Regions from separate parts of the Homo sapiens genome. Here regions 2 and 3 are each linked to region 1. Evidence: chromatin contacts called from ENCODE Hi-C data. All regions are on one chromosome and are shown on one strand. Each heading gives the region's core, a stretch centred on a gene start or an enhancer-like site at or near the end of the contact. The rest is flanking DNA. Distances are from core to core; before and after follow the strand shown.

What was found. A loop is a pair of places that touch in the nucleus more often than their neighbours do. Pooled maps may share reads with other maps.
Region 2: a map of sigmoid colon shows a loop between it and region 1 (10-fold over the local background). The contact joins the promoter of FLJ39095 here to the promoter of DESI2 in region 1. A Hi-C loop is called at or near these places in 3 of 168 maps with a recorded cell type or tissue (naive thymus-derived CD4-positive, alpha-beta T cell, psoas muscle and sigmoid colon) and 12 of 50 pooled maps.
Region 3: a map of CD8-positive, alpha-beta T cell shows a loop between it and region 1 (8-fold over the local background). The contact joins the enhancer-like site here to the promoter of DESI2 in region 1. A Hi-C loop is called at or near these places in 2 of 168 maps with a recorded cell type or tissue (CD8-positive, alpha-beta T cell and naive thymus-derived CD4-positive, alpha-beta T cell), 1 of 37 single-sample maps with no recorded cell type and 11 of 50 pooled maps.

Annotation. Positions count from the first base shown.
Region 1 is chr1:244,651,633-244,654,580 of GRCh38, reverse strand. DESI2 (desumoylating isopeptidase 2) reads right to left here and starts at 1,455. Exons shown (of 5, transcript NM_016076.5): 1 at 1,226-1,455. The coding sequence starts at 1,267. RefSeq lists a silencer at 942-1,711 and enhancers at 1,792-1,951, 2,211-2,784.
Region 2 is chr1:247,103,146-247,106,049 of GRCh38, reverse strand. It overlaps FLJ39095 (a long non-coding RNA gene), which reads right to left and starts at 1,539. Exons shown (of 3, transcript NR_147502.1): 1 at 410-1,539; 2 at 1-57. ZNF669 (zinc finger protein 669) reads left to right here and starts at 1,694. Exons shown (of 4, transcript NM_001142572.2): 1 at 1,694-1,853. The coding sequence starts at 1,851. RefSeq lists an enhancer at 1,449-1,743.
Region 3 is chr1:247,208,812-247,211,848 of GRCh38, reverse strand. No RefSeq gene overlaps it. Among named protein-coding and RNA genes, the nearest start is that of MIR3916, 8.3 kb to the right of the region's middle. RefSeq lists silencers at 791-1,050, 1,191-1,400 and an enhancer at 885-1,384. Within about 2 kb of position 1,413, at least 35 of the 41 ENCODE cell types and tissues checked have a DNase peak (open chromatin) inside an H3K27ac peak, as active enhancers do; they include CD8-positive, alpha-beta T cell, where a contact is called at or near this core.

The DNA.
Region 1 (2,948 bases), core at 206-2,705:
CTCCTTTCATCTCCAGGCTCACATCAGAATTCAACAGAGGACTCATCTCAAGTGGCAGGCAGTTCCTACACCCTTCTGACACAATTCCCAGATATGGCATGAGAAATCCCACTCTACCCAAGATATAATAACACTGTAAATTTAGAAACTTATAAATAATACAAGGGAATACAAAGTTTAGAACTGTATAAGACTCTTGGCCTGTAGTATTTCTGCTCTCCTGCATCTTTAAGCCAACAAAAATAACGACGGGCAATTTTTCATTTGTCAGTCAACTTACAAGGAATTTTAAGCACTGCAGTCAGAGGTACTAATCCAGTCTACAGAACAAAAACCCATTCTACAGAACAAAGCAAGCAAACACACCCAAACATGCATCTAACTGCAACGACAATTCTCTACCGGGTGCTTTTTTCTGGGGGCATTTCACTGCAAAAATCAGGCAAACCAGTTCTTGGACTCGATTCTGCGTGCTTGCCATACTCCAAAGTTAGATGATACAATAAACAACTTCTTCCCTTCCCTCTCCCGTGGTCACGTCACCTGTTGCATCACCTGGAAAGTGGTCTTCAGAGTGTAGGAAAGGAGCACCACCAGGATCTCTAAATAATTCAGCTGGGCTATTTTCTTGAGAAATGTTAGCCTCATTCATATTTTAACGAGGTTGCCTTTAACACACAAGGAAAGGGTGTGTTGGCTCCTGTTCACCTTTGAAGAGATTCTAGCACAGGCACCCGAAAGCTGTGACCTTCTGGACTTAGAGGGGCTTGGGAGTTTCTGAAGACGTAGCCATGGAGAGAGACGGACAGTTCGGCAGAAGCAGAGGAGCTGGGAGCGCAGGCGGTCGGGACGGGGGTCCCGGGGCAGCCCCGGGGGCCGGCAAGTGGGGTTGGAAACGCAACGGAAGCTTTGCCGAAAGGACACTGCACGTCGGCCAAGGGGTCGGGCCCAGAGCCGGGGTCGGGTCCAAGCTGAGCGGATGGGAGAGGTTCAAGCCCACCCGAGCTTTGGCCAAAACCCTCGGGCTGACTGGGTTCACCGGAGCGTCGACGAGTGCGAGGATTAAAAAATAACAATACTCCCTCCTTCACCCCCGGCTTCCCCCGAGAACTAGGCTGGAGGCGGAGACGCCAGGCAGGAAGCGCCTGGGGCCGGGGTCCGAGCCCCACGGGCGAGAGGAAGCCGGCCTGGGCCAGGGCTCGGGGCCGCCAGGGGCCGCACTCACCATGTCGTACACGTTGAGCACCACTAACTGGTTAGCCCCCATCCTCCTCCCCGCGGCCGCCGCCTCGTCCTCAAGCCGCTCCGTCTCCGCGGGGCCGGAGGCCGCTCTCACCCCCGCGGGCGCTTCAGGGGGCCTGAGCCGGGCACTAAGCGTACAGCCCGGCCCGCGGCAGCCGGGGCGGAAGCATCGGGCAGCCGAGCCGCTCCCGGGCGCCGCCGACAGGAGCGTCTGTGCGGACGGGGCCGGACCGTTGGCGGCCCGCTCCGGATGAGGCACCTCCCCTAGGCGGCAGACACGTGGGGAAAGGCGGGGCTTGAGCAAGGGGCGGGCGCCAGGCGCCCCGGGGGCGGGGCCGGCCCGGCGCCAGGACTGAGCCCGCCTGCGCTCTGGTTCTCGGCCGGCGCACCTCGGGACCTAAAATGGCGGCAACTCCGGCGCCTCCGCGTCCTGGAGGAACGGGGACCCAGGAAGACTACAGTTCCCAGCATGCAGTGAGGATTCCCCCTTGCTACTATAAGTGCAGAGGCGGAGTCTCAACAGCCCTTCGACTACAACTCCCTGCATGCCGCGGGGGCCCCGGTCCTACCAGACCAGGCCTCCCCGGGAGACTACAACTCCCAGCATGCAGTGCTTTAGAGCTGCGGCAGATCCCTTGCCGCCCGCGGGCGGTGAAATCTCCTACCTTCATTCACCCTCTCATCTCAGGTGCTGCTGCTGTTAGTAGTTCATGTTGCGTTGAGCTCGATGAAGCCAGCGAAATGTGGCAAAAGACCAGAGTGATGACCCTAAGTTTTCCAAATGCTTCCTCACCTTTTATTTGGCAAGGGGAGTGGTGGGGAAATAGAGGAAGACGAGTTACTGGTGTGGGATGAGGTGTAACGTGCATCCAATTAATCCTCAATGTGGAATTTACATTTTGTGAAACTATCCTGCTGAGATGGGAAGGGTACAGTAACCGTAGCTTAGCACAATCCTGGGACGTAGTATGCAGCTCTGCATTAATTCAACAAATGTTTGTTATGTGCTTCCTATGTGCCAGGCAGTGTTGTAGGCCCTCGGGAATGCCGTGATAAACAGGAACAGGGACATACAAAATATCACTGGTATGTGCTTTGCAGAAAATTTAAGTAAGGTGAAGTCATTCTTAAATTGGCTGCACGGGGAAGATCGCTGTAATGAGTTTTAAGCTGAAATGTGAATGACAAAGCCAGCCCCGCAGATATGAGGGGGAGGAGTATTTCAGTCAAAGGGAACAAATGCAAAGATCTGAAGCATGAAGGAGTTTTCTGTATTCAAGGAAACAAAAGATCACTCTTGCTGGGACACAGTAGGCAAGGAGTCGACGGTACTAGATGAGCTGGGCAGGTAGGCAGAGGCCAGATCCCGGAAGGATTTTAAAATTCATAACAGGGGTTGTATTTTAAACGAAGCCATAAGTTTGGACCAGGGAGTGAAATGAGTGTGCGTGTGTTTAAAAATGATTACTTGGGTTGCTGTGTGGAAAATGGATTTCAGAGAGGCAAAGGAGGTGGAAATAGGGAGATGAGTGTGGCAGATTGTGAAAATAGCCACAAATTATTTCCAGTCTCCCAAATTATACTCTTTGGTGGTGTCTACCCCCACTGACTGCACTGGACTGTGACTTGCTGTGGACGTGGGACATTAACATCGTGCAAGCAGAGGCTTAAAAAACACTTGTGAGTTGGGGCTTGCCCTCTTGCTG
Region 2 (2,904 bases), core at 290-2,789, 2.5 Mb before region 1:
GGGAGCCCGGCGTTGGGCACCAGAGACCAGCCTGGGCAACTGAGGGAGACCCCATTTCTACGAAAAAAAAAAAAAAAAAATTAGGCAGGCGTGGTGTCCAGTGCCTGTAATCCCAGCTACTCCATGAGAGATTGGACAAAACCTGGGACCAGAGACTGATTTTCTTCTAAAATGCTTTCTCCAAAATATTTTTAAAAGAAAAGGGGGAAATTGGAAAGGAAAATGTTTTGAGCCCCCCAGATCACTAAGCTAAAGGGGAAAGTCAATCTGGGAACTGCTTAGGGCAAACCTGCCTCCCATTCTATTCAGAGTCATCCCCTGCTCACTGAGATGAATGCATATCTTATTGCCTCCTTTGGAAAGGCTAATCAGAAACTCAAAAGAATGCAACCGTTTGTCTCTCACCTACCTGTGACCTGGAAGCCCCCTCCTGGCTTCGAGTTGACCCGCTTTTGCTTCAGGTTGTCCCGGATCAAACCAGTGTTCATCTTACATATGTTGATTGATGTCTCCTGTTTCCCTAAAATGTATAAAGCTGTCAGATACAGTCAGTTTCTCTTCCAAGGTTTGGCATGTTAACTTTCTTGTTTTTTTGTTTTCGAACTCAACTTTCTTGTTCTCCATGCCTCCTTGCCCTTAGTTACTGTAAACAACCTTCCGTCAGTTCTAATCAATAACTCACATCTGTTCCCTTGGTTACCTGCTCTGCACCCATTTCTCCCTTGGAAACCGCAAGTCCCACCATTGTAACTCACATCCCCCTTCCCCCTTCCTTATTTGGGAAAATATTCACAAATAGCCAACCGGGTCAGTTTAGATCGTGCGGTCTGACCCCAGCCCATGCCAGAGGTAGGGACTGCGTTAGGAATAAAAACCCCTGCTTTCCTCTGTTCAGTGTGCTCTTGCGATCGTGATTGATGCGAGCAGCACGCTTCTGCAGAAGTAAATTGCGTTGCTGAGAAAACTTTCGCTTGAGTGCTGGTTTCACTTTGCGGCACCGAGCATTTCTCTCCAACAAAACCAAGCTGTGCTCTGACCACCTTGGGCACATGTCATCAAGGACATCCTGAGGCTGTGTCATGCATATGCATCCCCAACCTTGGCAAAATAAACGTTCTAAATACTCTTACCCCAAATGCTCAGGGAGACTGATTTGAATAATCATAAAACTCCAAGCCTGCACTCCAGCCTGGGAGACAGAGCAAGATTCTGTTTCAAAAAAATAAAATAAAATAAAAAAACTCCGGTCTCCCGCACAGAGGACACTGCGTGAATTACTCTTTCTCTATTGCTATTCCCCTGTCTTGAGAAATCGGCTCTGTCTAGGTAGCGGGCAAGGTGAACTCCCTGGGCAGTTACAGAACTGTCATTATATTGCTTCCAATTTTATATATATATATATATATAAAAGGCACAAATAGCTATAACTTGTATACAGGTTAAATGTGAATGTCCTTCTTGCATGGTCGGATCCCAGCGCAGGAAGGACGCACCGCCTACAAACCGCTAGGCCAAAAGCGGTCATTCTGACCTCATCCAGCCTCACGTGAGATCGCAATCTCCTGTCACTCAGGGCCTGAGGGGCGGGGCCTGAAGCCCCATCCAATCAGGGGCGCTGGGGTGGGGACCGTTCAATCAGGCGCGCCGCCGGAAAGGAGAGGGCGGCTTCCGGGATCTGCCTGGCGGTTGCTTTGTCTCTCCTTCGCCGGAGCCGGCTCTTCCTGTTAGTCTCCGCTGCTAGTTCTTGGCTCTGGGAGGCCCAGGTGGCTCTGCAGCAGCCTCTGCCACCCTGTGACCTGCGAGTATTGGGACATCCCTAGCTGACGCCAGGACACCCGGGAAGCCGAGGAATGGTGAGTGGACTGCGCCTGGCTTCCCGAAGTGGAGAAGAGGGCTGGTTGAAACCTGCTGTGGCGCGACTCGGGCCTCCACGCCATCGGCTCCGGAACCTGCGGACCGAGTCGCCGTGGCGTAGCCGGGGCTCAGTCCTCTTCTGTTCAGGGCCGGGCCGGGCGGGGCGGGCAGCGGAACCCCTGCATCCTGTCTGTACCTGCGGGCGCCACTTCCGCCGGCCGGAGCCCTGTCGGGAACCCCTCGCCTCCCCTATCCAGGTAGTGTGGTGACCACGGGAGGGTGATGCGGGAGAGCCCCGACTCGGTGTCTCGGTGTGCGGGGTTCCAGCATGGGAGGAGCTGTGGTTCATGGGGCTTCCAGTCCCACCTTTCTTCCCCTAAAATTAAGCCGAGGCTTTGTTAAAACGTTAAACCGTGTGTTTGAGCAAACGGCGATTCATAAACCAGGTACCGCAGTCATGGTTTGTGGTTTGGGGTCCACAGAAGGGGCGTAAATGAGAGGCTTTGATAAGGTTAATGAGGAAGCAAACCATATTCTTTTTTTTTTTTTTTTTTTTTTTTTTTGGAGACGGAATCTCGCCCTGTCGCCAGGCTGGAGTGCAATGATGCAGTCTCACTCATTGCAACCTCTGACTCCCGGGTTCAAGCGATTCTCCTGCCTCAGCCTCCCGAGTAGTTGGGATTACAGGCGCCCGCCACCACGCCCAGCTAATTTTTGTATTTTTGGTAGAGACAGGGTTTCGCCATGTTGGCTAGGTTGGTCTCGAACTCCTGACCTTAAGTGATCCGCCCGTCTCGGCCTCCTAAAGCGCTGAGATTACAGGCGTGAGCCACCGCGCTCGGCCAAAATATTTTTCTGTTTACAAACATTTTACATGAGAGGAAAGCGGAGAATAAACCATCTGACACTCTACTGTAAAAAAATCTTTGTGCCTCTCTTCATCTTTCCTAAGTGTGCATATTACCAAAATGTCTTTAGGTTGATGTCCCCCTGTGAAAACTTTACAGGGTGTTGTGTCCTCAGCCCTTGGTCTGCTTGCTCATCTCTCTG
Region 3 (3,037 bases), core at 164-2,663, 2.6 Mb before region 1:
TTCTGTATATCTAAACTTTGGAAGTCAAAGCTGTGGAAGACCTGAAGACTGGGGATTAGGTCCTCCTGGGGGCTCCATTGTTCTTTTTTTGACTGTCTGATTTTTGGGAGGAAGATGGACAGCAGGCGGGGCAGCAATGGTCTACCTGTGGACACTCTCTTTTTGCAGCCCTTGCTCTCTCTAGGGCCCTGTCCCTTCAGCCTTTGGCCTGGGGAGAGACGTTGATAAGGAGGACCGATCTTTCACTGCTGGAAGGAAATGAGGGTTCAGACCGTTCACCTCCCTCAGAGCTGCACGGCAGTGTGACAGCCACTGGCCATGTGTGAGTACTGAGGGCCTGGAATGTGGCTGAACAGAGACGTGCTGGGAAGGTGAAATACAGAGTGAGTTTCACAGATTGACTACCGAAAATTATATAGTTCATTAATATATTGATGAATATTGAGATATTGATCATACATTGAAATGATAATATTTTGAATATATTGGGTTAAATAAATTATTACAATCAGTTTCACCTGTTACTTTTAATGTTTAAAAGGTGGCTACTAGGAAATTTAAAATTCACACGTGGCTTACATTTTATTTCTTAAAGGATTGCCTCCCTTTTTGAAATTTCAGGCTGCCTGATCAAACTACCAGAGGCCAGAAAGGTCATAAAATCTGAAATGTTAAAATCATTGCCATTATATTGTTTTCATTTGTGAATAACATATATATATTATTTATAAATGGATATAACCTTATACAAAAGGTTAAATGAAAATGCCCCCTGGGCTGGGCCAGGCCCAGCGCAAGCAGGAAGCCCTGCATGAAAAGGCTGCAGCCAAGAACCTGTCACTTTGTCGCCCTCAGCCCAGCGTCCGATCACATCCTCCGTCACTCAGGGACTGAGGGGGCGGGGCCTGGAGCCCTATCCAATCAGGGGCGCTGACGTAGGAACCGTCCAATCGGGCGTGCAGCCGGACAGAAGGGCGCGGCTTCCGGGATCTGGCGGGGCCTTCGTCTCTCCTGCCAGCCTCAGCTGGGTCGTCTTCTGTGCTCGGCGTGCTTTGCTCGGGGAAGCTCAGGTGGCCGCCACAGCCTCTTGCCCTCTGACCTGCAGGTATCAGGAGATCCATAGCTAAGCAGCCTGGACACCCGGGAAGCTGGGAAATGGTGAGTATGTGGGCGGGGTCCCGAGGTGGGCAGGGGGCTGATGGAAACGGGCTGGAACTGGCTGTGGCGGCCCCAGGCCTCCCCACAGCTGCCTCCGGAGTCTGCAGACCCGAGACCCCGCTGGACCCGCCCGGCCCTCAGCTTCCCCTGGCCTCAGGATGTGGGCTGGGCCGCCAGCCTCACCCGGCGTCCGGTCCGCTTCTGCGCTCGACTTCCGCCCGGCGCGTCCCCTCGCTGGCAGCTGTGCGGTGGCGACGGCAGGGGCCTGGGGGAGAGCCCCGACCCAGGAGGAGCCACTGCGTGGGAGGAGCTGTGGGCTGTGGGGTCCCAGGCCCTCCTTTCTCCTGGTAAAAATGAAAAGGGAATCAAGGTTTAAACGTTAAAGAGATTATTTGAGCAAAGAGCTGTTCATCAATGCAGAGCGCCCAGTCATGGTTTGTGGGTGCTTGGAGCAAAGGCTTTTGTAAGGGGCATAAGGAAGCGAACCAAATTCAGAACTTGGTTACAGTTACAGTTGTGGAGTCGCCTTATGTGGACTGTCCAGGTGGAAATTTCCTGGTTATTTAATGAGAGGTTAATTGGAGGTTTGTGGTTGGTTCAGGCTGAAAATCGTTTCTTCCTAAGGTAGTAATTTACAAGACATGTATTTCAGTTAGATTTTTTTCCTTAGGAACCGATGGTCCTAGTGCTACTTCAGTCTAATTGATTGCTAGTTAATTATTTTAAACACTCCAGAGGGGGACTGGTTTTCCACTGCGTTTCCAAATGTGTGGCAAGCACGGTCTCACATCCACCATCCTGTCCCCCCAGCCTGTGTGTCCTTTATTGTACATTTCACACACAGTGTTTTCATCATTTTTTCACAGAGCATTGGATGGCACTTTTTTTAGACATCTGTTTTCTGTTTGTAAACATTTTATGTGAGCAGAGAAGAATCACCTGACACACTGCTTTAAAAAAAATCTTTGTGTCTCTTCTTTTATCTTCCCCAGGCACAGACACCTTATCGGAATGTCTTTGGTTTGAGGTTCTGCTTTGGAAATTTTACAAGGTCATGTGTCCTCAGCCACCCTCCAGTCTTTTTCTGTGCCTGGGTTTCATAATTGTCTGGGGGTGACCCATCTCAAGGCATGTTTAGTGAACATTAGCACGTTGTTCCTTTCCTCCCAGAGGACAGCCTCAGTGATGGAGGTGGAGCCTCTTAAGGGAGCAGATGGATGCCCTGGGGCTGAGAGGAAGCTGGTCCTACCCTTCATTTACAAAGCTAACCCCTTAGGACATGCAGATTGTCTTCACCCAACTCCAGCGTCTGTTCCTTGGGGACACATTGCTGGTCAGCCAGTTGGATGCTGATATTGAGAAGAAAAAACAGAAATGATTTCTGACATCTGGATTCTCTCAGACTTGTGAAGGGGGAAAAACTGTTCCAAAGGACAAGGAAGACCCACTGCAGTGAGGGGGCGCGAGAATCTGCAAAGTCAAGCCACTTGGGGCACCCAGTGGGGCACAGTGTGGTGGCTCCTGGGCAAGGCGGGAAGGTGGTCAGTGAGCAGTATGGAAACAGAGGAAGGTCCCAAGTGATAGGACGGCCTGACTTGGCACTTGAGTCAGATTTGTCTGTGTTCCAATCAGCATTGCCACTTCCTGGGTTTTACACCTTGAAACATTTTTTTCACTTAATTCAACCTTAGTTTTTTATTAACTGTCAATTGCATTTTAACAGTAGAGTTTCAAAGGTAAGAAAATGTTTAAGAGGTGGATTTCAGAAAAGACATTACATATATAGTCAAATATTCACTTGTTAAAAATTCTGATTTACCTTTTTCTTCCCTAGAGTATAGTAAGTTTGTCAGGCCTGTTCCTTTTTAGGGGTGATTTT